Regions from separate parts of the Mus musculus genome. Here regions 1, 2, 3 and 4 are each linked to region 5. Evidence: chromatin loops called from intact Hi-C (ENCODE). Cell type or tissue: heart. All regions are shown on one strand.

What was found. A loop is a pair of places that touch in the nucleus more often than their neighbours do. Peaks named below come from ENCODE experiments on the same cell type or tissue, not always from the same donor. Only the 100,000 strongest peaks of a DNase experiment are listed, where the experiment ranks them.
Region 1: it touches region 5 in a loop (2.9-fold over the local background); 11 of 42 quality-filtered maps call a loop at or near these places.
Region 2: it touches region 5 in a loop (2.3-fold over the local background); 8 of 42 quality-filtered maps call a loop at or near these places.
Region 3: a loop joins it to region 5, with 2.8 times the contacts of the local background. A loop is called at or near these places in 19 of 42 quality-filtered maps.
Region 4: it touches region 5 in a loop (2.0-fold over the local background); 4 of 42 quality-filtered maps call a loop at or near these places.

The regions. Positions count from the first base shown.
Region 1 is chr12:72,083,420-72,088,419 of GRCm38, forward strand. L3hypdh (L-3-hydroxyproline dehydratase (trans-)) reads right to left here and starts at 1,894. Exons shown (of 5, transcript NM_026038.2): 1 at 1,230-1,894. The coding sequence starts at 1,737. It overlaps Jkamp (JNK1/MAPK8-associated membrane protein), which reads left to right and starts at 2,420. Exons shown (of 7, transcript NM_024205.2): 1 at 2,420-2,764. The coding sequence starts at 2,761. In heart, a CTCF peak has its summit at 2,582; DNase peaks (open chromatin) are centred at 2,262 and 3,132; H3K4me3 peaks cover 3,248 bases; H3K27ac peaks cover 3,155 bases.
Region 2 is chr12:72,758,424-72,763,423 of GRCm38, forward strand. It overlaps Ppm1a (protein phosphatase 1A, magnesium dependent, alpha isoform), which reads left to right and starts at 2,788. Exons shown (of 6, transcript NM_008910.3): 1 at 2,788-3,208. In heart, no CTCF peak of the experiment used is centred here; DNase peaks (open chromatin) are centred at 2,048, 2,258, 2,728 and 3,348; H3K4me3 peaks cover 3,561 bases; H3K27ac peaks cover 2,798 bases.
Region 3 is chr12:72,662,279-72,667,278 of GRCm38, forward strand. It overlaps Dhrs7 (dehydrogenase/reductase (SDR family) member 7), which reads right to left and starts at 2,550. Exons shown (of 7, transcript NM_025522.5): 1 at 2,351-2,550. The coding sequence starts at 2,483. In heart, a CTCF peak has its summit at 2,531; DNase peaks (open chromatin) are centred at 1,843, 2,553, 2,883 and 3,933; H3K4me3 peaks cover 1,845 bases; H3K27ac peaks cover 1,634 bases.
Region 4 is chr12:72,845,336-72,850,335 of GRCm38, forward strand. No RefSeq gene overlaps it. Among named protein-coding and RNA genes, the nearest start is that of Gm40441, 3.4 kb to the left of the region's middle. In heart, a CTCF peak has its summit at 2,663 (motif pointing right); no DNase peak of the experiment used is centred here; H3K27me3 peaks cover 3,844 bases.
Region 5 is chr12:72,534,298-72,539,297 of GRCm38, forward strand. It overlaps Pcnx4 (pecanex homolog 4), which reads left to right and starts at 2,060. Exons shown (of 11, transcript NM_026327.3): 1 at 2,060-2,242. In heart, a CTCF peak has its summit at 2,025; a DNase peak (open chromatin) is centred at 1,994; H3K4me3 peaks cover 1,494 bases; H3K27ac peaks cover 1,136 bases.

The sequences.
Region 1 (5,000 bases), 450 kb before region 5:
CGTAAGTGTACATTTTTTATGGAGGGCACATTCATAGCTATCCTGGGCAAATGGACCCTGCAAGTTGCATGCTGGGTACTCTTGCTACAGGGACACCTGGGATGAGAGATAAAACAGCTGCCAGTTGATTCCTAAGAGGGATGCTCCTCTTTGTAAATGTCCCGATTATGCAGATTATCTGCTTAGTCTATACCATAGAACCCAGAAACCCCGTCCATGTTTCTGTATCTCCAGGAAACAATCCTACATATCTTGAAGTCTCTGTTTCTTGACGAATATTTTTTTTTCAGATATTTAAAAAATTCTGGGCTGGTGAGATGGCTCAGTGGGTAAGAGCACCCGACTGCTCTTCCAAAGGTCCGGAATTCAAATCCCAGCAACCACATGGTGGCTCACAACCATCTCTAACAAGATCTGACGCCCTCTTCTGGAGTGTCTGAAGACAGCTACAGTGTACTTACATATAATAAATAAATAAATCTTTAAAAAAAAAATCTACCAGTACTCAAGAAGTGGGCCAGCCTAGTCAACGTAGAAATTCCAGGGTTCCATTCCAGCCAGGGCTACACAGTGACCCCCTGTCTCAAAACAATAAAACAATGAACACTCATTAATTTAAGAAAAAAAAATTTTAACAATGTTTCATACCCTCATTACTAACCACAAAAACCTCTGAGATAAAATGAAGGTACAGACTCAGTCAAGGAGTCTGTGAACTTTGCCTAAGGTTGGATGGCTTTTGAGGGGTTGTGAACTTGTGTGTCCAGCCAAGGACTTTGTTTCTCAACAAGGACAGCAATAGCTTTGCTTACAAATTTAGTGCCTTTCAGAGTCATTTAGTTCTTACCAAGCATATTCTAAGCTATGCTCGAACTCTGGTACACACACTGTCCTTTGGTCCTTAACTTCAGTCTACTGTGAAGCGGCTATGAATCCTGACAAGCAAGGAATGAGGATCTTAAAAAAAGGAAGCGCACAATTCATCCGCATTCCACTCTAAGCTCCCCCCAGGCCTTGTGAGCATGGATCCGCTCAGCAGGACAGCAGAATTGCATCCACCAAACCTGTAAGGCAAAGACACTGAAGCGTGTTTGCAGTAATTTGGAATTACCTTTTTATTAATCGCAAGGGCAGGCAGGGTGGGTTAGTTGCGCAGATATATTCAGCCACAGAGCAGTGGTTAGATTCGCGGATTGTCTCAACCGGGTCTAGTGAGTCTCACCCTTTACCTGAGGCCAGGACAAAGGCTGGGACGCTGTGGAAGCGCACAGGGCCGCAACTGCGGCCACCTTCACACTCTACGAAGGCGGTCACCAGACCACACGGGCAGTGGATGTTGACCTGAGCCTCCCGGGCGCCTTTTGGGGGAGCGGGCACCAGTCCAAAGTCGAGCGCGAAGCGGCCCAGCGCTAGCACCGCGTGACCGCACATGGAGCTGTAGCCTTCGTTGTGCAAGAACAGGACGCCTAGGTGTGCGTCTGGCAGCTCACTGGGCACCAGGATGGCCCCGTACATGTCCCGGTGGCCGCGGGGCTCGAACACGAGCCGCCGCCGGATGTAGTCGAGGTGTTGACGCATGTAGCGACGCTTGGCCAGCAACGTGGGCCCTGCCACCTCCGGACACCCGGCGTGCACGATGCGCAGAGGCTCGCCGCCTGTGTGCATGTCCACCACCGACAGTGCTGGCGTCCTCGGGTCGTTTGGGGGCAGCCGGGTCACTGCCAGCGCCGCCTCCATTGTCTGCGTCCAGGGACTGCCGCACAGCGCGGTGGTGCTCTCTCCAAGCAGGGAGAAAGCGCCAAACCCAACGGGAGAACGCGCAGAACCGGTGGCAATCTCAGGGCCAAGCCGGCGAGCAGAGATCACCCAGCGACCAGCGTCCGGAATCTTAGACTGGGCGCGCCCGAGCTAGCAGGATTCAGAGTTAGACTCCCAACAGGGGCGAGCCTGGGCGACAGGACAGGGAGCGTGGGCAGGGATTAGAAAACTAGACCCCCCAAATGGGGGCGTGGCTCCAGAGGTTTGAACACACGGAGGGGGCGGGGCTTCGGAACTTGCTCCAGCAGCGGGGCGGGGCTCGGAGGCTGGACTGCTCGGCGGGGGCGGGGCCTCGGAGACTAGACACGCGGCAGGGGCAGGGCCTAGAAAAGGAGCCAATAAAATAGGGGCGGGGCTCCAGAGACTACTCTGCGGAGGCGGTGCCTAGAAAACTAGCCCGCACGATGGGGGCGGTCCTCGGAGACCTCAATGCAGGGTAGGAGCGAGGCCTCGGCGACTTGAATGCACGGGGTGGGCGGAGCTACGAGCTTCGTCTAGGAAACGGGGGCGGGACCTCAGGGCCCCTTCAAAGAGACACTGGAGGCGGTGGAGACCAGTTCAAGTTGGAGGCAGGGCGGGGACGAGACCTGAGTCTGGACCCGGAAAAGGTGGAGCCTCTGAGCTCAAACCCGGAAGCGAGAGAGAGAGAGAGAGAGAGAGAGAGAGAGAGAGAGAGAGAGAGAGAGGCTTCCAAGCCTAGATTAGGAAACTAGGTTTCTGGGAATCCTAGGCCTGGAAGTCCGCCGCGTGCACCCCCGACACCCCTAGCGGGGGAAGCGGTGGTGGGGCGGGACTCGGAGCCGAATGTAGCAGGGGCGGGGTTCCAGCGTGCTTGCCAGGCTAGCGGGAGGCGGAGCGGCTGAGAGCGCTGTGGCCCGGATGTTCGGGCGCTGCGTTCGGACCCGCTGATCCCCGGCTTCTCAGGGGAACCTAGTGTGGCCAATGGGTAAGTGGTCGATTAGGCTGCGGGCGTGTCTCTGTCCTTTTTTCCTATTGCTTTTCCTCGCATTGTCTTGGGCTCGCCATCGGGCCGACAGCTCTGCTGCAGCGAGCAGCCTGGCCCTTGGCTGCGCTGAGCCCAGGCACTGACTTCTCCCGGGGTTGGGATGGTCTGCTCCAGAATGGCTGGAGAAGAGCGCTTGTGCAGAATTAAAGGCTGAGTCTTTGTTGTGCTCTTCCTGTGTCCCTTCCTTCAGTCCCTTTGTTCTTGTCCAGGAAAGCATTCCTGGTGGTTGACTTCAGAATTAGAAGCAGAGTTAGAACAGGACAAGGAAGCAGAACCTAATTGCCACGAGACTTGCTTTTTCAACCTCAAATGTAATAGTTGTTTTTCAAGACAGGGTTTGTCCTTGTAGCCTTAGTCGACCTGGAACTTGCTCTGTAGACCAGGCTAACCTCGAACGCAGAGTTCCACCTGCCTCCGCCTCCATAGTGCTGGGTTGAAAGGCGTGCACTATTACACTGGACATCAAATGTAAATACATTAAGCCCTTCACAAAGGGTCTTAGACTGCTGCAGAAAAAAACAAGGACAACATTTTAGCTATAGCTCACCAATGGCTATGAAAGGTTGTACAGATTCTTCTCGTTAGGTAAATGAGCTTTGGTTTGTTGGCCTTGGTTTTGAGATCTTTTAGACGCAAAGCCCATGGAGAAGGGACTTCCTTCTCATTACAGTTCAGTTGTGTTTAAAAAAGGTGTTAAGGATTGGCTGGAGAGATGGCTCAGTGATTAAGAGCACTTGCTGCTTTTCGTGGGGTTTGATCCCCAGAACCTCCACAGCGGCTCAGGACCCTTAGTAACTGCAGTTCAGTGGCTCCTATATCCCTTTCTGACTTTCTCCTCTTTTGGCCTCTGCGGGAACTTGGCTGGTACATGGTGCACAGACATAAATGCAGGCAAAACACAAATACACATGAAAACACAATACTATAATAATAAAAGTTTGTTTTTAAGATTATAAAATAAAGAAGAATTTTTTTAAAAAAAAGATGTCAGATACTTGGTAAAGTGAAAATATCAAACATGAGACATTTCAGACTTTTTTCTGTTTTCCCTCGGCAACATAAGTCCCCCCAAAAAACAACAACAACAACAACAAAAAAAACAAAAACAAAAAACAAAACTGTTCTCCAGGAATTTGAAAGGAGAAAGGGCCTTGTAACCAGAGTCTCCACATGAAAAGTTTGAGGAAATTATTGTTCAGCAATAATAACACGTGTAAATTCACACGTAGGCCAGCATTGTTTTGGATTCATTTCATAGCAAATGGCAGATTCTTACAGAAGCCAGCCTCACTGCCATCGTCCTCTGAGTACCTTTGTGGCTTTGAGCAGCACTTTCCATAATTGGTGTAGAGGATCAGGTGTCACTGATACAGAGGAGTAATTTCTCTTCGATGAAGTCTTAGATAATTTGGAGATCCTCGGGTTTTTGTCTTAAAAGAGCTGTTTTTAATTCCCCTCATCCCTTTAAGAAATTGATTGCAAGAAATTGATTGTTCTCAAGTAATTGCTCAGAAGCTCAGTGCCAGCACTGATGGGATCTACCCTTGTCAAAAATCATAAAAACTGGGCTAATGCTTTGATATGGAGGTGAATTGATTTGTTTTAAAGACCTACCTTCTGCTCTGAAGTTCTCTTTTCAGAATGTGGACAATTCAGCATTTCTGTTATGAATAAAAAATGAGTCTGTGTGCCCAGTGTCTCTATTTGGCCAAATGAAGAATAGTGACTGTAGCTGGTCTTTGTAGTTTTACCACTCCTTATCAATAGATAGGAGAGAAAGATGCACAGGTGGGGGGGGGGGGGTGTTTAGATAATAAAGATCTCTGAATCTAATTTTTTTCTTGCTTCTTCTTTGCTTGTAGCTGGCCTTTGCTGCTTTGCAGATTCTTTTTCCCCCGACATACACTCTCTGGTCCTCCTTTCTCCCAGTTTCATCCCCTGTCACCAGATAGGAGAGAAGGAAGGATGGGGGAGGGGAATAGAGCTCCTTGAATTTCTTCTTGTTTCTTCTTTGAACATAGCCACTGACTGCACCCAAACCTCCTCAACGACCAACCACCCCTACCCTGCCTCTCAGAGCCCTACCATTACTCTCTGAAGAGTTTCCAGAATTCTAAACGTCACACAACTGCAGGAACCTTCTGCTAGAGCCCGAGGCGAATCACAGTCAGCTGCT
Region 2 (5,000 bases), 220 kb after region 5:
TAGATATGTAAAATGATCAAACTGATATTTAACCAAGACTTCAACAGGGGTTAGAGGATTAATTAAAGTCTTACAGTTAAAACCTGAAAAACAGTTATCCCTCTTATTTCCAAAGTCCCTTTCCTCATGGTGGTCGCATCTACAATCCCAGCACTCAGAAGGCTGAGGAAAGTGTGAGTTTCAGGACAGCCAGGGCTATGTGTTTCTGAGGTAATATGTGCATATTGTGTCTAAGTGTTAGAAATTCAGAGACTTAATCTTGGTGACTTGAGACTGGTCATAAAGGAAGAACTAACACCTGGGAAGTAGCAAACACAACAGATAAAGGCTTGGCTGTGCCTTCTTGTCTGAATGTAAGAATGGGATTGAGAAAGGCTTCCTGTAGGAACTAAGAACTTCCTGTAGGAACTGGGCGTGCCACATCTTTGACTTTTACTTGGCTGTTTATTTTTGAGACCCTGTTTCAACACCACCACCAAAAATTTGATAATAGAAGGGAATATCAAAATCAAATAACTTTCATTAGACAATATTAATGTCTAATTCCGAGTTCCTAAATGTTAAATTTATGGCCCACAAGTTTCCTCATTCACACTACAAATGGTGTCCAGAGACACAACTGACTGGCTGTCTGTGATATACTGACTGGTCAGACTCCTGGAAAAAGAAATCTCATCATTATATTTTATATATTACATACTATATCAAATTGTATTTTTTCTTACCTCTTCTGTTACTCAAGTTTTCTTACAAAGATAGGACAGAGAGACTACAGGAATGTAAACCTAAAAACCCAGACAAAAACCTCCCAATTTCCTATCATGTGTACTGCCACAGATGACTCAGCTCTTCAACGAGAAAATGTATTGTTTAAGAGCACTGTAGACAGGTGTGGTGGTAGGGATGTGGAAGCAGGAGGACCAGTTAAAGTAATCCTCAGTTTCACAAGAGTCAGCCTGGGAAAGCCAAGACTCTGTACACACACAGACAGACACACAGACACACAGAGCACTAAATGGTGGCTGTCACAACATGACTTTTGTATGCCCATCGTGCAGTAACTTGTTTTAAGTATTAATAGTAGTACTAAGAATTGAGTCAGGTATGGTGGCACATGCTTGTACTATCAGCAATCCAGAGGCAGTCTGGGAGGATCCTTGTATGTTTGAGGCCAGCAAGCACTACATAGAGACCTTGTCTCAAAAACAAAACAAGCACATAACAAAAACCCTAACCAGGGCTGAGGACAGAGCTTAATGGTTGAGGACTTGACATGGTTTTAATCCTCAGCATCCCCACTTAACAAAACCTAAACAACATATTGTATATAATAATAAAACAGCATTTCATTAAAAGATTTCGCACCTAATTTCATTTATTTCTGCACTTGTATAGAAAAGAATTAAGAACTGTATAGTGAATTTTATTTTTACTTTATATACCTGGAGGTGCTACAAATTCATCGTATTCCCAAAATACTGAGTGATTTGGAGGGTCAGTGAAGATAGTGTCTGCTGGGAATTGGCAGTCTCACATGTGGTCCTGCCATTGATGTCAGGTGTAAAAGTGAAGAAAAGGGAATCATCTTCCATAAGTCGTGGTGAAAATATCAGAAATGGTTACCACAACATCCAAAATAGAGAAATAGTTTGCGGGATGACAGCCGGCAAAAGCAGGTTGTATTTGATCTAAGAGTCAAGACAATGGAGTGGTTTATAAGAGACACGAAGTAGCGGGGTGGCAAACTGCAGTAAGCACCAGAGAAAAGGGGAAGGCCTTACTGAAATTAATCTTGTTACTGGTCTGAACTCAATTTGGCTAATAGTTTTAGTATTTTTTTTTTTAAAGCATTAGCCTATTTCAGCGGAATATATGCTTTTTCTTTGTATTATATCAGAATCTCTCTTAAACTTCTATTCCTGCGAATTTGGTTGTAAGGGTTAAGCTGGTGACTGAAAAGCTGGGAAGGCACACCCAACCAATGGGAACTCATACTGGTGATGTACTGCTTTCCAGCTCTGATTCATTGGCTGCCTAGGGTTTGTCATTCTATCCCGGCGTCGGCAAGCAGCGTGGGTCGGGTTTTCTGTGGTCGAGCTAGCTAAACTGGATTTTGGCCGCCTGCACGTGCAGTTACCTTTTGCTCATCTCTAGCTCTCCGTGAAAGCAGCTGTCACGTTTCTGATTATCCTCTAGATTTTGAAAAACCCTCGGTTCCATTAGCCCCACTGGAGGTCTTTGGAGGTGCCCGTTGAGCCCGAATCACGTGACCCCGTAACGTGCACATAAATACAATTCGGAATCCCTGCAGGGACTCGGGGACAACCCGCGAGAAGCTCTAGCTAGGCACGTGTCCCAAGGCGTGAACGGTTTGCACACGCACGTCTGCGGTATGGCCGCGGCACTCGTGTGCGCCTCGTGGGGTCGAAGGGGCAGGCTGAGTCCCCTGTGCCGGGCGCTAACCGAGACTGCACCTGGAGACCGGCGTCCGTAGGCAGGTGTAAGAGTCGGGTGCGGACGACGACGACAGCCGGGTTTGGAGAGGCCCTCTGCGCCCTAGCGCGAAGGCCGCGCGCCTGGCTCGCACCCAGGACGTCCACGCTCCCTAGGGATCGGCCCGCGGCAGCGACCTGAGGAGCAGCGCAGGGCAGTGACGTCACCGCCGCCCCTCCCCCGCCCAAGCCGCAGTTCCGGCCCTCCCACATCCGGGTCTCTCCAGCCCATGGGCCGCGCCGCAGCTGCAGGGCCGGGGGTGGGGGAAACGGCGGCGCGGGGCGGGGCGGGGCCGGGCGAGGGGCAGCGGTGTCGAGAGCGCGCGTGCGCGGGGCCGCGCTAGAGGCGGCGGCGGTGGCGGCGCTAGGGGCGGGAGCGCGCGCAGGAGCTAGAACGCCGTGGTCTCCGCGCCGGCCGGGTCCGCAGCTCGGGATCGGGTGGCTGGGGCGGGGGGAGGGGGGCCCAGGCAGGTGGGGCGGAAAGCGATGAGTCCTCGGCGCCTCCTCCGCCTCCCGCGGGCCCCGCTCTCTGCCTCCCGCTCCGACGCCCGGATGATCTGAGCCGCGAGGGCTCCGAGAGCCGGGGGCCCGGACCCAGCCCGGCTCCTCCCCTCCTCCGCCCGGGCCCGGCCGCCGTCGCGGGACCCCGTGCCCGGCCGCCGTCGCCACCGCCGCCCCGGCCGACCGAGGGACCCGCCCGCCCGCGGCTGCTCCGGGTAAGCGCGGCGCGAGGGCGAGGAAGAGGGCGAGGGCGGGCGGGCGGAGGGCCTGTGCGGCGGCGGCCAGGCCTGGGGCCTGTAAACAAGCCGGGCGTCTGCCCGGGCGATCCCGGGAGGAGACGCGACAACTCCACCCCCTGGGCGGCCTCCTCCCCGAGCCCGCGCCGGGTGGCGAGGGGTTAACACGCGGCGGGGGCGGAGGCGGGGTGTGTGCGGCGGCTGGGAGGGGGCGCGACCCTCGGCCGGGCGGGGCGGACACTGGCGGCCGCGGAACTTTCGGGGAGCCTGCAGCGGGGTCTCCCCTTGAAGCAGATCAGCCCGTGAGTTCACTGGATTTGGAGACTCACCCGCTGGGTTGAAAGTGAGGCCCCCAACTCAGTAGTGATGCCTCCATTTCATTCATTATTCCGGCTTGGAGCAAACCCATTGAAGTAAACTACAGGTTTTGCATCATTTTGGCCTGATATATTGGAGGAAAGTTCTTTATGTTAGAGTTTAGTTTAGGCTTGGCTCCCTTCTGCTTGTAGGTTGTAAACACACTCGGATCCCCTTCTTGAAAGACAGCTGGCTGTGGAGAGCCTTCTGCCAACTGGAGTTTTAGATCTTTTGCAAATTTCATCATCCAAAGTGTTTTTCTCTTTTCTCAAACACTACACGATACTTAGAAATCCACAAAGGTCAGAGTCTAAGCAATCTACGATGCCGCCCCCACCCCAAGTTTCCTGATAGTTGGAATAATGCTCCTGGTATATTTTTAACCGCGCGGTTAGAGTATAAGGAGATTGGCATTGTTTGAGAAGAATAAATGATTTTGACGTTACGAAAATGAGTAGTTTTCCACGGTTCAGAGAAAAAAACAAAAACAATCTTTTTAAACCCTGGCTTTCAGATTTCAAACATGACTACTACTGGATGGAGGAGAAGCCTGCTGAAGAATCATAGAACTTAAATGATTGTTTTCTGGGCCTTAGGATTTTAGGGTTTCTGAGGGCTCACTACATAGTGCTTGGTTCTCACCTCCCTTTAACCTTTTCTGTATTCTGGGCCTTTGCCAAAGATTATTTCTGTAGTTACAGATGAGGAAACTAAGGACCAGAAAGATAGTGAGCACACACCCACATACTTATCTTCAATACCGCCTTTATTGCCTTAATGTCTGCTTGACTGTTTAATAATTTGAAGCACAAAGCAGATCATCTTCCCAGTGCTACAGTTCTGGGCTGCATTTTTGTGTGTGTGTGTGTTTGTTTGTTTTGCATTGCTGGGGATAGATTTAGCTCGGGGCCTCTTGAATGGTGCAAGACCAAGTTCTCCTCACTTGTCTTGTATATACCTGATTGAACAGTCAGCTATGTTGGGATGACTGCTTTTAACCTAGAAGCTTACAGCAGTAATACCTTGAAATTATAATGAACTATATGTGCAAGTTTCTTCAAACATTTGTATTAATACTAAACACTTTTACATCTGGGGAGTAATTATGTTGGTGGTATCAAATATTAAGATGGATAATGTTTTATATTAGTTGTAATACATGTTTGAAAAATAGTAAAATTGGCCACTGGAAGCATCAAGTTGCTTCTTGCAGGGTTTGTGTCCCTATTTTTCACATGGAATGAATGACTACATTTCAGTATGAAGGGCTGTAGTGACCAGCCATAATTATAGTATAACCTGTTGTAAGGAATGGTGCTCTGCCAGAAATGTGCTCGAAAATATCTGTGCCCAGGGACAAGGCATTTGACCCTTTGAGCTTTGGAATCAGTAATGCCAAGGGGTAGATTACATC
Region 3 (5,000 bases), 130 kb after region 5:
GAATGAATGAGAGGCTGTGTGCTCAGCTAGCCATTCACAACTGCTTGCTAAAAGCTTGTCTACACATTACCCTACACACCATTCATTTACGCTGTAACTGTTACTAATCAGCCTAAATTAACAGAGTCCAACCTTGTTTACACCAATAAACACCTATTATGTAAAGCCTGAGTGAAAATGGTCTCCAGCGGCTCGTTTTATGCCCACATGATCACAGATCTAACACCTATCTTCCCGTCCTTTAATCTAGCATCCTTTTTTTTTTTTTCTTAGTGTTTCCATAGAATCTGACAACGACTTAAAAAAAAAAAATCAGACTCTGAGAGTTGACAAGAAACCCAGAGTTTAATGCCAGCTTGAGAAATCTCTCCCAAGGCCTTGCACCACTCTCTGCCTCATCCCTCACACGATGTGGAAGCTGCTTCTCTCCAGCGCGAGACAGAGGCCACACCCTCCCTACGTCCTGTCTTCTCTATACCCATGGAAGGAGTTACAGAGACAAAGTTCAGAGCTGAGACGGAAGGAAGGACCATCCAGAGATTGCCCCACACGGGAATCCATCCCATATACAACCACCAAACCCAGACACTACAGCATATGCCAGAAAGATTTTGCTGACAGGACCCTGATATAGCTCTCTCTTGTGAGGCTATGCCAGTGCCTGGCAAATACATAAGTGGATGCTCACAGTCAGCTATTGGATGGAACACAGGGCCCCTAATGAAGGAGCTAGAGAAAGTACTCAAGGAGCTGAAGGGGTCTGCAACCCTATAGGTAGAACAACAATATAAACTAATCAGTACCCCCCCCCCAGAGCTGTGTCTCTAGCTACATAGGTAGCAGAGGATGGCCTAGTTGGCCAGCAATAGGAGGAGAGGCCCTTGGTCTTGCGAAGATCATATGCCCCAGTGCAGGGGAATGCCAGGGCCAGGAAGCAGGAGAGTGGGTGAGTTGGGTGGGGAGCAGGGCGGAGGGAGGGTATAGGGGACTTTGGGGATAGCATTTGAAATGTAAATGAAGAATATATGTAATAAAAAAATTACACCGCAAAAAAAAGACTAAACACACCTACATTTCAGACATAATTAATGTGTTAATAACTTTTATACAGTCACATAATTTATAAACTGAGTTTAACTCAATCTTCCATTTAAATAAATGAGGCCAAACACAAACAACATCCACAGGCTGCTATTGACCGTGAGCTTACAGATACATCCATCTGTCTCAATGGTGCTCAGTGGAGAGTTACAGTTAAAAGATGTATGGGGTATTTAGGATTCTTGCCCTCAACACTGACAGTCTCCGAGTCACAGCCATGCCCTCTCCTGTTTTGCAGCGCTGAATCCACAAGCACACTGTGCAGTTGCATTTGTCAGTACTGCAACTGTTTGAGCCAAGGCAATGCAGCTTCAGAGAAAAGACAGCAAGGATGCCTGCCAACATCTGGGAGGGACATAAAATCCAAGATCCAGCTGTCACCTACTCCTGCCCTGCTGACTTTGAATGCAGTACCTTCTGAGCCACCAGCTACTTCAAAGCATTTTTGTTCGGGTGCTTTGTGTATTTTCCACCACGAACAGTGGAATCCCACTTAGTCCTTTAAGGATCAGAAAAGCCTACCTAGGGAGGCTTTGAGTTTCTCTGTCAATGTCTTTAACTGAAAAACAATACGAAGAGTGCCCATGTCATCAGAATTGTTAACGCCAAAGGTCAGAGGCTGTCTGTGGCCTGCTGAACACACTGCCAACGTGACATAACACCCAGCAGCATCTGTGAACTGATATATCGGAGCATGTGAATCATGTATTAAGTGAACATTAAACACCACGCAAGCTGCAGATCGAAGTGGAGCGGGCGAAACGTGCCTTACTGTACACAGAATGATCTCCCTCCTGGCAAAAAGCCAGCTCAGCGCTTTCTATTGCGAAAATTTTAACCAAGTGAGCAGGTGAGTAAGTGATTCAGGCCAAATTTTCTTTGGGTGCTTCCGGGAAAGTAAAAAGTGCAGGATCAAAGAATGTTCCGGCCTCTTAGAAAGCAAGGGACACACTCTGCTCTCCATGGTGCCTTCCCTGAGAGTGTCCGGGGATCCTACGGAAGAAGTCTGTGTCTTGCAGGCATCAGAGAATTGCAGCGCTCTCTTGGGGTTTGACGTTTTCTATCCTAGTCTGGGTAACAAATCAGGGCCATTTTCGAATTAAGACAAGCGACAGAGTGGGTACTGCCTGTTTAGCCCCTGCCTCTTCCTCCCGGACCCTCAGCCCTTGGTCAAGGCTCAGCTTGGCAACAGCTGGGAGGGACCTCGGCCCTGATCTTCCTTAGAGCCCAGGCTGTAGAGGATGCTCACCTGGGCGTCGCCCTTGCCATTCAGCCCACAACAAGGTCAGGTCCGCATCCGCCCGCAAAAAGCGCAAGAGCTGCACAAGGGGCAGGATCAGCGCGCACAGCGCCAGCAGCCACAACAGCAGCTCCCAGCTCATCGCTGTCCCTTGCCTACCCGACTCTGCCGCAAGCGGAAGACAGTCGGCGCCCGCCCTCTACGCGGCGGGTCACAACCCGGGGCTCCGCCTAGCGAGTCCCCGAAGGTGGGGCTCCATCTGTGTCCCGGGCTGCACCACGGCGTCTCTGCGCGTCCCTACTGCGTGCAAGACTGCCGGGGTGTTGCAATAGAAGGCATGGAATCTTGGGAAACTGCTGTTGGGAGAGCAGTCAACAAGATTTGTGAGGGCATGAAGGAGTCTTTAACAGCTGTTTTTAGGACGACTTTTCAGGGCTTTGGTGGTGCCTTGGCGAGAAACAAAACAAAACTTTGATCACTGCCCGCTCCGACCCCGAGGCCCCATCCCCCGCTCCACGCTGGGAATTGTGCCCAGGTCCTTCTTCGCGCTGGGCAAGCTCCCAAAAGCTGAGCCAAACCCTCACTCACTCTTCCTAATCTGTTTTCCTTTCACTTTAAGCTTGTGGACTGAGATAAGCATACCGAAGTAACTCAGCACTTGAACTGGGTTGCCCTCGTGGACTGGCCGCTTATATTTAGAAAAACATTACAAATGATACTCATATTTGGCCAAAAGTTGGCTATCATGGCCCAGAGTAATCAGAACATAAAACTAACTGGGCTAGAAGGCAACTGTTGCTAAGTTCCAGGAGCTAAAAACACTCAGGTTGGTGTCCTCCTGCCACCGTTTGTAAATGATGCCATTATCATTTGACAGCATTTGAATATGGAAAGGCCTCTGTGCACACTAATTGCTCTGTTCTTTCTTCTGTGTTTGTTAGTATTGTTTTTATAAATTGTCACTTTTTTTTTTCCGAGACAGGGTTTCTCTGTTTCTACTTTGTAGACCAGGCTGGCCTCAAACTCAGAAATCCGCCTGCCTCTGCCTCCCAAGTGCTGGGATTAAAGGTGTGCGCCACCACGCCCAGCTGAATTGTCACTTTTTTCATTGCAGTGAGAAAAGGTTTACAAAGGTCTATATTTTGCATCTTTAGAGTGATCTATGCAGGAAATATTTGAACTAGTGTTAATCAGAAATTGCTGTGGTATAGTTCAAGGTGCATGTCAGTTAGCTAAACTTTTGGACTGCCATTTGGAATAATATTGGTCAAGAATTGCTCTAATTGACGTATCACCTGGGCCATGTGAATTTTATTTTTATTTTGTAGCACATTACTTTTGTAATAAGATGTCTTAAAATACCACACAGAGTCTCATGATGAATCTTATCCCAAATGTTTCCCCTTCTGTAAAAGGACAGGACTGCAGTGGATCTAGTGTTCCGATGGGTCACAACCCCAAGCTGTGGGGATGAGGGATCTGAGACTGGGACATTGGGCTTGGGAGACTGGCAGGAAGCTATGATCTCTTCCTGTCCACCCCTAGGGATTAGACCCGGGTGGGTGCTGAGTGTCGAAGTGCCAAGGCAGAGCTTTAGAGTGTTTTTCCGTACTGGAGCTGGAGAGGTGGCTCTGCTGTTAGAGGCACTTGTTGCTCTTGCAGAGAACCTGGGTTCAATTTCCACACCCACATGGCAGCTCACATCTGTTGGTAACTCTTGTCCCAGGGGATCCATTTCCCATCTCTGACCTCCGAGGGCATCAGGCACTCACATGGTGCACAAACATACTTTCAGACAAAACATTCATGCACACAAACAAAAAAAGCTTTACTAACATGACTTTTTTTGCCTTGTTTTGTTTCATTTCAGGCTCTCACCGCGGAGCACTGCTTGTGCTGGGACTCACTATAGAGACCACCCTGGCTTCAAACTCAGAGAGATCACCTGCCTCAAACTCAGAATGTTTTATGTTAACAAACGGAACACTTAGTTGAACACAATAACTGCACATGTTGGTTTGGAGGAAGCACTCCTAACCAGGATGATTCATAATCATCATATTAAAAAATTCACTTTTAAAACAGTGATCTCTAACTCCTTAAAAAAAAAAAAAAAAAAAAAGATTCACTTTGGGGTCCGAGGAGATGGTTCAGCAACATGACTTGGCCAGACCATGACATCCAAATTTTGTTAAAATGTTAGTCTAGATGCTACTGTGAGGTATTTTAAGATTTATTTAACATTTATATCAGTAGACTTTCAATAAAGCACATACCTACCCCCCATAATGTGGGGAGTTCAATCAGTTGAAGTGTTATGAGAAAACAGCAGAAGGCTAGGAAGATCTTGCTTCCAGACTGCCCTTGGGTTCCAATTACCTCGCCTCTCCCCTGAATTCCAGCTGCCTGTGTGCTAGGGACGTCAGGCCTACTGCACTTGAAAGCCATGTGAACCAATTCTTTACCATCACTCATAAATATGTATGTGTTTTTGTTTCCCTGGAAGACCTTGACTAGTTAAAAAAAAACTACAATAAAACCACATGACAGTTTGGGCATTAGAGAAGGAAAACACAAACCAATGTCAACTTCAGAAATTATTTTTCACTTGAACAATAGCATTATTCAGTAATTCATGTTGGAATCCAGTTATGCCCTC
Region 4 (5,000 bases), 310 kb after region 5:
GGGACATGGGAGAATCCCAGGAAGAAAGTGGGGAGCAAGAACCAACACCCGAGGCTGTCCTCTGACCACCACACGTGTGCTACAGCACACAGGCCGGCATTCACACATGCAGACGCACGCGTGCGCGCACACACACACACACACACACCCCAAACACACAAATAAATATAAGCAGCCCAGAACACCACAATAAATATCATTTTGCTATGCAGGCTACCTCACTTTAAAGCTAATTTTTCTTGCATTGTATTAAAAACAAAACAAAGATACCTTTTTGGGTTTAACTGTGGAAATCTCAATACAATAGTTTTCTCTCTCTGAACTCACTTCTGCCTACAGAAGGAAACAACAGAATAAAGTTGATTTCAGTCATTGCTTTTTTGATTATTTTTTCTTTCTTTCTTTCTTTCTTTCTTTCTTTCTTTCTTTCTTTCTTTCTTTCTTTCTTTCTTTCTTTCTTTCTTTCTTCCTCCTCCTCCTCCTCTTTGAGCAGAAGTAGGACTTTTAATCCAGGCACTCAGTTTAGTACTTGTCAATCACATTTTCTTCCTAATTAAATTTACCTGGAGTTCATTTTAAAGAAAATAATTTGTTCACTCAAAAGTGGTTGCATATTTATACTGCAATTACGTTACAAACCCTACCAATGGGGCCCCCCTCCGGAGATTCAGCAAAGACAAGCAAATGCCACCGAAGCCTCCAGATTTCAGAGCAATTAAGCCGGGCAGTGCAGGTGTGTGAAACACCTGCTTCCCTCCGGCCCCTGCCGGCCGGCCCCGGCCACCCCTCATCTGTTGATGAAAATAATTAACTTACCCTATTAGAAGAAAAGCCCAGGACTGCTAAAGGCAGCAAGTCCCCTTGTCCCTTCCTCAGATGAAGTGGGAGAACCTGCTTCCTGGGTGGTCTACAGACAGGTCAGGGAGGAAAAGTTTTCTTTAAGAAAAGGCGGGGAGGCATTGTCCCCGACTAGGGAATGCACAGCCAGCTTAAGGTCAGAATTGTTCCCTTTGTGACAGCGATTGCTCAGGGGTGTGAAAACCCACATTTTAAGGATATTTCTGTTAATAAACAAAGCATTTGAGAAGGATGTAATTTCGTTAGACCTGCCTTTTGTGAATGCTTGAAATTTTCCCTTAATCCCAATAGCAAGATCCCTCATACGGTTATTGTGGGAGAAATTTGAAAAAGAAAATGGGCTAGACTATAGATGGAAATTGAGAAATTGTTTTAAAAAAATGTCAGGTGTCAGTCTGATGACCTTCCACCTTTCTGTAGCATGCTTGTTTCTCTAGGTGCCACTGAAGCCACTGCTGGCACTCCCCAGCAGAAGGGTAGGGAGGAGACTTAGTCTTTGTCATTACTGGCGCCGGCCCTCTCCACCCAAAGCACAAAGGTAGAAATCTTCACGATGCTTAGTTGGAACATGTGTTTCGAAAGATGTAAGGTTGGCACAGGCTCGGAGACTGCTGAAGGTAGGAAACTGGTTCCTATTTAAGTAAATAAACAAGCATCAAACACCTCTCTCTGTCTCTCTCTCTGTCTCTCTCTCTCTGTCTTTCTGTCTCTCTCTTTCTCTGTGTATGTGTGTCTGCGCTCTCGAGCACGTGTGTGCCAGCACATGTGTGTGAGTGTGGTACCCACATAAGAAAAAAATCTTCCTCTATTGGTCTCTACCTCATCTTTTGATGCAGAATCTCCCTGAGGCCAGAGCTCACCATTTAGACTACACTGGCTGCCCAGGAAGCCCCTGGCACTTGCTTGCCACCTCCTCCCCCAAAACCACCAGCAATGTACATATCATCTGCCCCAGCTTTTTCATGGGTCCTGGGGATCAGAACTCAAACCTGAAGCCTTGGGCAGCTTTACCCACTGAACTCTTTTCTTTCTTCCTTTCCTTCCTTCTTTCTTTCATTTTTTAAACAAAGATTTATTTATTTTTTATTTATATGACTACACTGCAGCTGTCTTCAGACACACACTAGAATAGTGCACCGGACCCTATGTAGTTGCTGAGAATTGAACTCAGGACCTCTGGCAGAGCAGTCGGTGCTCTTAACCACTGAGCCATCTCTCCAGCCCTCTATTTTCTTTTATAAAGATAATCTAAAGTCATTGGTCCAGTTAGACTCTGAACTTGCATAAAAGCTCTGTGACAATGACCTCTGAAATACAGATTGAGGAGGCCAACAAACTGACTATGGCACCCTGTCAGTTCTACCTGTAATTCTGACCAAAGAGTTCCTCGTAGTACTAGATGGTGTAAAAGGCGTCTTTCCCTTGGAGGTAAGACAGATTTCTTAACAACTGTCCTAGAGATAAGGCCACTAAAGTATGCACAGAGGTAGCTGCAGTGAGTAGTTCCGAAGTGAGGATGGGGGAAGCCTCTCAGACCAGCAGAGGAAAAAGGGTTACATTGGGTCTCTTCATATGTGCGTGCATGAGCAAGAGCACACACACTCATGCGTGTGCACACATGCACGCACACACACACTCCCAACCCCCACTTCCTCTTCAGGCTCGATGATGCCAGGTCTATCTCTATTTCCATGACCCTGAACCACATGGGTTGCTGCCACCATCGCCTTACCACAAACCCGGGTTGAGGTCTGATATCTTTGAAAATGGGGAGAACTTCTAAGAGCTGCATTATTTTCAATAGCCAGCAGGTGGCAGAGCAAACCTTGTTCCCAAATCCACTCGCAGGTTTTTCAAGTTACTTCAAAAGTAACTGTTGAAAATTTCAGTCAGGTCAGATAAATTTAGTAGTCAATGTTTCATTAAAATATCTGCAATAATAATAGTTAATATGAAGACAACTAACTCAATTCTGTCTATAGCATAACTGGCATTTTCTATCCCTTAGGAATCTAATACAGCTGCAAAGATTTGGGGTTTTCTTTTTGTTTTCAACTTCCATTTTCTTCTCATTGTGCTAGTCGGTTGGAAAGAAATGCTGGCCCTTTCTCTACTGGGATTCATTTCGCATTAAGCAGGTCTGTTTCTGAGAGCTGGATGTGGCCGAGGAGGTTCAGGGGAATTTATAAGAATGATGCTGATTGGGAAATGGGGCTTTCCTGGATCCTCCTAACCCGGTGCCCTGGGGAGCTAAGACCTGCTTCCCCAGGGTCTATCCAGCAAGGGGGTGGGGGTGGGGGGAAGGCCAACAGAGAAGGCGTCTTCATCAGAGCCCTCCCCTCTGCGGCTTTCATTATAGTGCCCTGGTGTGATGGCTCTTAAACCTTGGTGTTCTCAAGTTCTTTAGTCTGGTGTTTTCTTCATCTGCCTTCATACTTTCCTGTATCGTGGCAGACACCACAGATTATTAAAAGGGTTTCCTAGCCAAGCATTTGCAGAACTGTTTAATTTTACATATGAACGCTATACCCATACATATATTCTCATTTCCATATATGCACGCATAGTCTCTGCATACACATCTGTAGGAGGGTCAAACCTTGTCACAGTGAATTTCATTGCTTGCAGTACTCAACTCTGTTATTTTAGAATTCTGCTGCTTCAAATATATTGTAACTAAACAAAAGGAGCTGGCTTATAAGAAGAAAGACCTAAATGTGCCATCTATTTCCTATCACTTAGATCTTAGGAACTAAGGATTTTTTTTTAACTTGAAATTATACCCTACAATCCAAGATCTGATACTTACCACATGTTTTGGGTATTCATACATTCATTAAGGTAAAGGCACACTGAAAGCTTGTGTTACTACGTATTTAGAGATGACTTATCTCTTTTCAGAAAGAGACTTCAAAAAGACCTGCAGGCTATAAGCTATACATCCTTCACAGAGTTACAAGTATTTTCAACAGCTTATCTCCCAAAGCTTAGTTAAACAATGTATCAATAGTTAATAGTCCTAGAATTACATAATATCTTTGGCAAACTGACCAACTAAATCTGGTAAAGGTAAGGTTAGCTGTTTGCCTGTGCCTTTTTCAGTTCAAGAACTGGGTTTATTTAGCATCTCAAATCCTGCTACAACAAAGTTCCCTCTTAAGTGGACTCAAGGGAGCCAAACAGTGCATGCACATCTTCCAGGAACACAACAAGCATGCTGATGGTAGTTTTAGACGTCATTTATCAGGCAGGAGTTAAGAGCCTTTATTGCTCTTGCAGAGGACCCAGGTTCAGCTCCCAGCACCCAAACAGTGGTTCATAATCAGCTATAACTGGGGTCCCATGCTTTCTTCTGGCCTCTGTGAGCACCAGGCACCCATGTTACTACATACATTCAGGCAAAACACTTATACAATAGAAATAAACAAATCTTTTAAAAAGAAGTTATTTACCTTTCCTTGACTTTGTCGGTTCCATCTCATAACCATGCAAATGTGTGTGTGTGTGTGTGCTCATTTTCTCTATGGACAAGGACACACACACACACCTTACACAATCTTTTCCAATGTCATTGGTGTGGCCAAGGGTGTATGTGTGTGATTGGGTATAGATAACCAATAGACTTAAGTAAAACTTGCATTGTAAATGTGCACTTGCTGTTTTCCTTTTCCAACATGATGCGATTCTTCATTTTTTGAAATGAGGATTGAAAGTTTTTCTTGTTTCATTTGTAAAGCCCAGAGGCCAGCGCCGGGTGTGGGGTGCGGGGTGCCGGGTGCAGGGTGCACACTAACAGATCCCCAGCATGTTTCCAACCTGTTCTCACTGTTTTGTGTTGTGCTGTCTGTCATGAACTTGGTGTCACTTTCTGTTTTGTGTGAAACCTATGCAGTACATTCATTGGGTCTCAGTGCCAGCCCTGGCGCTTCTTTTTAACCCTGGCATGTATGGGTTCGTTTAGAGAAACATGGCCGCAACAAAACAGCAGAGATGTGTCTGGATGTTATTCGTGGGGAAACGGGTTTCTATTTGTGGTGCATTTCAGGGCCTCCCGTGGGGCTCTTTAAAAAGCCTGTTGCTCTTTTTCCACTGAAGTGTCACCTCTGTCCTGAATATCACAGTGATAACCAGAAGGGCAATCG
Region 5 (5,000 bases):
GCACGGCTTTGTCTCAAGAAATGGGCTGCAGAAGTGGAGGAAAAAGGAAATCAACGAATCCGTAGAACTGTCAAAACACATTTCTCACTTAAGTTTGAGATAGTTAGAAAGGGGAAATAAGGGGCCATGGCAAGGAAGAAAAACCTTTCACTCCAGAGTCTGGTTGAAGTTCTATTCGCTAAGAGTCAAGAATTCTGCTGGTCCACCTCCCTGATCCCCCAAGGAAGTGTTTTGAAATTAAGATATGCATAATGTTTTTAGATATAATGCTACTATATACCTAGTGGCACACAATATCTTTTAAAGACTTATTTATTTTAATTATATGAGCACAATGTAGCTGTCTTCAGACACACCAGAAGAGAGCATCAGATCCCATTACAGTTGTTGTGAGCCACCATGTGGTTGCTGCAGGACCTTTGGAAGAGTAGTCATTGCTCATAACCACTGGGCCATCTCTCCAAACCAACACACAATATTTTAAGGTTAGAAACTTTTATATGTGTTGAGAAGCTCAAAAAGTTGTAATTCTATTTTGAAAGTTGAAGGTAAGATAGATAGTCCAGTAAAGCCGGGCATGGTGGCACATGCCTTTAATCCCAGCACTCAGAAGGCAGAGGCAAGCTGATTTCTGAGTTCAAGGCCAGCCTGGTCTACAAAGTGAATTCCAGGACAGCCAAGGCTATACAGAGAAACCCTGTCTCAGAAGAAAAAAAAAAAAAGTAATCCAGCAAGTGAAGAGAGTCAGCATAGTTATAATATTCTGTGAAGGTTACCTATAAAAAGGCAGTATTCCTTTCATGTAGAATCATTTCAAATAAGAATGGAAAAATACCTGCGAGCCATGCTTAAGGCCTAAGTATTTATGACCTCACACCTTTCTTAAGTATTTGTAAACCTGAAAGTATTTGGGACTCTCCAAACAAGACTATAAACATATTTTTCAAAACACTGTTTTTACTTTATCAGTTGTAATCCGATCCAAATTCAGGAACCTTCTGATATCACTCAACTTCCTTAGCAGAGCTTCCTACATAACCTCAGACATCACCAACACTGTATACGTAACATGCAAAGTGGAAGTCCCCACACTTTGATGTGTCTTACGCTGTCATTGAGCACATCTATCAGTCCCTCTATTTTATATTAAAATCACTTGTAGCCCGGCGTGGTGGCACACGCCTTTAATCCCAGCACGCGGGAGGCAGAGGCAGGCGGATTTCTGAGTTCGAGGTCAACCTGGTCTACAGAGTGAGTTCCAGGATAGCCAGGGCTACACAGAGAAACCCTGTCTCGAAAAACCAAAAAAAAAAAAAAAAAAAAAAAAATCACTTGTAGACTCCAACTCTGCTTCATACAGGCTCGCCCTGGAATTTTTTTCCTGTGGCAAATTCAAGAATCCCAACTTCACTTGAATGGAGATCTCTTGAAAAAAAAAAAATCCAGTTGCTAGGGTGACTATCTACAACCTGTGTCCCTGGGCCCTGGCTCGCTGCCACAGACAGGTTCATTATTTTACATGGATATAGTTTATAATGTGCCCAAAGTACTATAATACTAAGAGCAAAAATATAAATATAACAGGCACATGTTACCATTTAAAAACATTCCCATCCCTGAGGCTGTTTGAATGGCCTTAGTTCTGTAGTCATTAATGGAGGTATCCGAACCCTGGGGGATTGGACTTTTATTGCACTTCTGAGTCACGGGTCTGCCAATCTTGGAAAGCCTAGGCTCCCCAAGAGACAGTCAAGTCATCCAGCTCTCCAGCCTCGAGGTTGCCAAACGATGGACTCGTCACCAAGGCAACCACGTTCCTTCGTCTGGGCGTGGCCCGGGTGAGAGTTCAGAGGTGGTGCTTAGGCCGCTCAAGAACCAGAGCACCAGTGCGGAAGAAGTCTGGGCGTCTCCCACAACACTAGCCCGCCCGGCCCTGCGCGGAGGAAACCCCGCCTACCCTGCGCTGCTGTGCCGCACACATGAATCCGCCTCCGGCAGAACCAGGCGGCAGGGGGCGGGACGAGACGCACAGCCCCGCCTCCGAGCGCGCGTGCGCACTGACCCCTGGGAGGCACGAGCGCAGTTGATCTTAGCCATGGGAACGGGAGCGGTCCTGGAGGCCTCCGGTCAGCTGCTGGCGGGGCCCGCATCCATCCTCGGGCAGGAGTTCCCAACCGACTTCAGCTGGGGAGATGTGGTCCCAGGACGCCCTCGCGTCGCCTCTCCCCTGCGGTGACTCCAGGTATGTCCGTCCCCAACACACCTGAGACTTCGTTGCTGCCTTAGTTTCCACCCCTGGGTACTACTGGGTTCCTTCACCTTTTAATACCTCAAGAAACATCTTTCGCTCTCCATGAAACAGCTTTTAAATGCAATTATTGCTCTTTTTAATGTACTGAGCAAATTGAGTTGATCGAGGTAGTGATCCAGTTTGGCTTTAATGTGACTGAGAATACTTTTGCAGCCCGTGGAGTTACGTTTTATTTCTGAGAGGCCTCTGTGAAATGGAGAATGGCCCTTTGGCCCTGCTGAGGGATGGCCATGTTACTCTAATCAAGTTCATGGCCTATGCCCCTTAGGTAAGATCACTCTTTCTTGGTTTATCTCTGTCTCAAGCCCTCCTGACCAAAATTTGTTCATTCTTGGCCTCCTGGATATGTATAGCGCGTTTCTCAGGTTTCTCTGTCTCTATATAATCCTTTGCGTGTCAAAGACCAGAATTTTTAAAAATGAATCCCATTCGTTATTTATTAGACCTCTGAATTGTATGCTCTCTTATTCTCATGTTCCCCTTATTCATTTTTTCCACTATGGTTCTATTTTTTTTTCATTAAATCCCTGAGTTTAGAGAGAGAGCATTCATATTATTTTATATCTGCTTCCATTCACACCCAATCACCCATAATTTCTCACAGCATCCAGTACAGATATTGCCATTTTAGTGATTTAACTGCCTGGATCCCAGGCTAGCTACAGGTTATGCCTTTCCTACCTTTAGGAAATGCCTATTGGTTATTAACTGCTGTGGAAAATCCCGGGCAGGGGACCTTTGCATCCTCCTCTGTGAGAGCTTTCCTGAGGTACATACAATTCATTTTCTGGAAGTATACAGCTTACTGGTTTTGAGCATCTCAACAGGTTTGCACAATCATCTCTACAAGTTGGTTTCGGAGCAATTTGATTACCTCCAAAAGAAATCTTTTCTATTTAGCTGCTTTTTCTCTCTCCTCCCCAATATTCCTGCTATTAGTTGTAGGCAATCACTAATCTTTAGTCTCAACAAAATTATTTCAGATACTCGATATAAACACAACCTTAAAACATGTGATCTGTGTGCGTGCATCTAGCGAATTTTATGTTGCAGCTTGTATTATTCATTATTGTTTATTAGTATATTAGGCAGATATGCCCTGTATTATTTAGCCATTAGCCATTGGCAAAAAGAGTTTGCCAGTACTAATAATGCCGTGGACATTTTGTATAAATTTTTATGTAGGCATGTTTTCATGGATATAATACCTGGTAATGGAATAGGTATGTCAGAGGCTAATTCCCTTGTTTGGCTCTTTGAGAAACTGACAGATTTTTTTTTTTCCCAAAGCATAGCACCACTCACTGTACATCCCCACTAGATGTATTTGAAGGTTTTACATTAACCTCATCAACACTTGTTCTAGGCTTTCATTTTTATTTTAGCCAATCAGAGAAATTCACACTATCTCATGGTAGGTTTGGCTTGCATTTCCTCATGGCAAGCTTCATTTCCAGCATGGTCTATCACCCAGAAACTGTCAATTCTTATCCTTAGTTTATCTTTTTAAAACCAGGTTGTATTTTCATCATTGAATTGGGAGAATTAATTAATTAGCTAGTTAATTAATTAATATAGCTGAGATGCAGATCTCTAATTGCAGCCTTTTGCCATTCTGCAAATAGCTTCACTTCCCTGATGGCCTGGGCTCTTAACCGCTCTCGTTCAAGAGTGTTAGGTGCCAGTGTCCTCAGGCCAGCTTGGGTATCAGGTTTTACCTTTTATAACTTTTTATATTCCTTTCAAGTCCTCTATTCAAGAATCCTCAGAATTTGCCTGGTGGTTCCTGCCTTTAATCCCAGCACTCAGGAAGCAGAGTCAGGTGGATCTGTGAATTTGAGGCTAGCCTGGTCTACAGAGTCAGAGTTCTGTATCTTGTATTCATAGAATAATGATATGATGCATTAAAGAATAAACCTAAACTAAAAAGCTGCCTAGGAATTTGTTTCTTCTGGCCTTAGAGGAATGTGTGCACACTCATGTGCTGTGCGTGCTTTCAAGCTACTACTTTTTGTTGTATCTTTCTTTTTTCAAGGGATTTTAGTCCGCAGCATATGATCCATGAGTTGTTGTGTGGGTAACTAAGAATTCCGCCACGGCAGATTGCAAGTTTGAACTGCTTCTTACCCTGTGGGAATTTCATGACTCAGATTCCAAATGCAGCAGCGTCTCAGAGTCTGTTTGGCTGGCTCCCTCTCAGTGCGTATGTAGAGAGTGTATGGCCCGAGTCAGTGCTGTGCTGCCGTCATTAGCGCAGCTCTTGTTTCCTCAGGATTGAGTGTGCATTTGAACATGCTGGAGGAAGCCATGACAGATATGGTCTGTCCTTCCAGGTGCTGACCGCCCTCAGAAGCACATGCCAACATGTTACTCAGGGAATGAGTTTACTTCTTATGGTCATATTCTACAGATAATCCAGGCTAGCATTCACAATACTTCTCCACATAAATGTAATTGTAGTACCTCAAAAAATACTCTAAATTCTTAAGTATTTTTAAAATTTTTATGGTCTAGAATGACAATCAGAAGTTAACAGCTTATTATATACTTTTTACCCTATTGATCACTTATGAATTGTTAGGAAACAGACATCAATTTTTAAAATATCTTTACAATATTTTTTGAATATTAATGATTGAATAGGTTTTTACAGCAGACATCTAGCTATCATAAGTTTTTCTTTGCATAG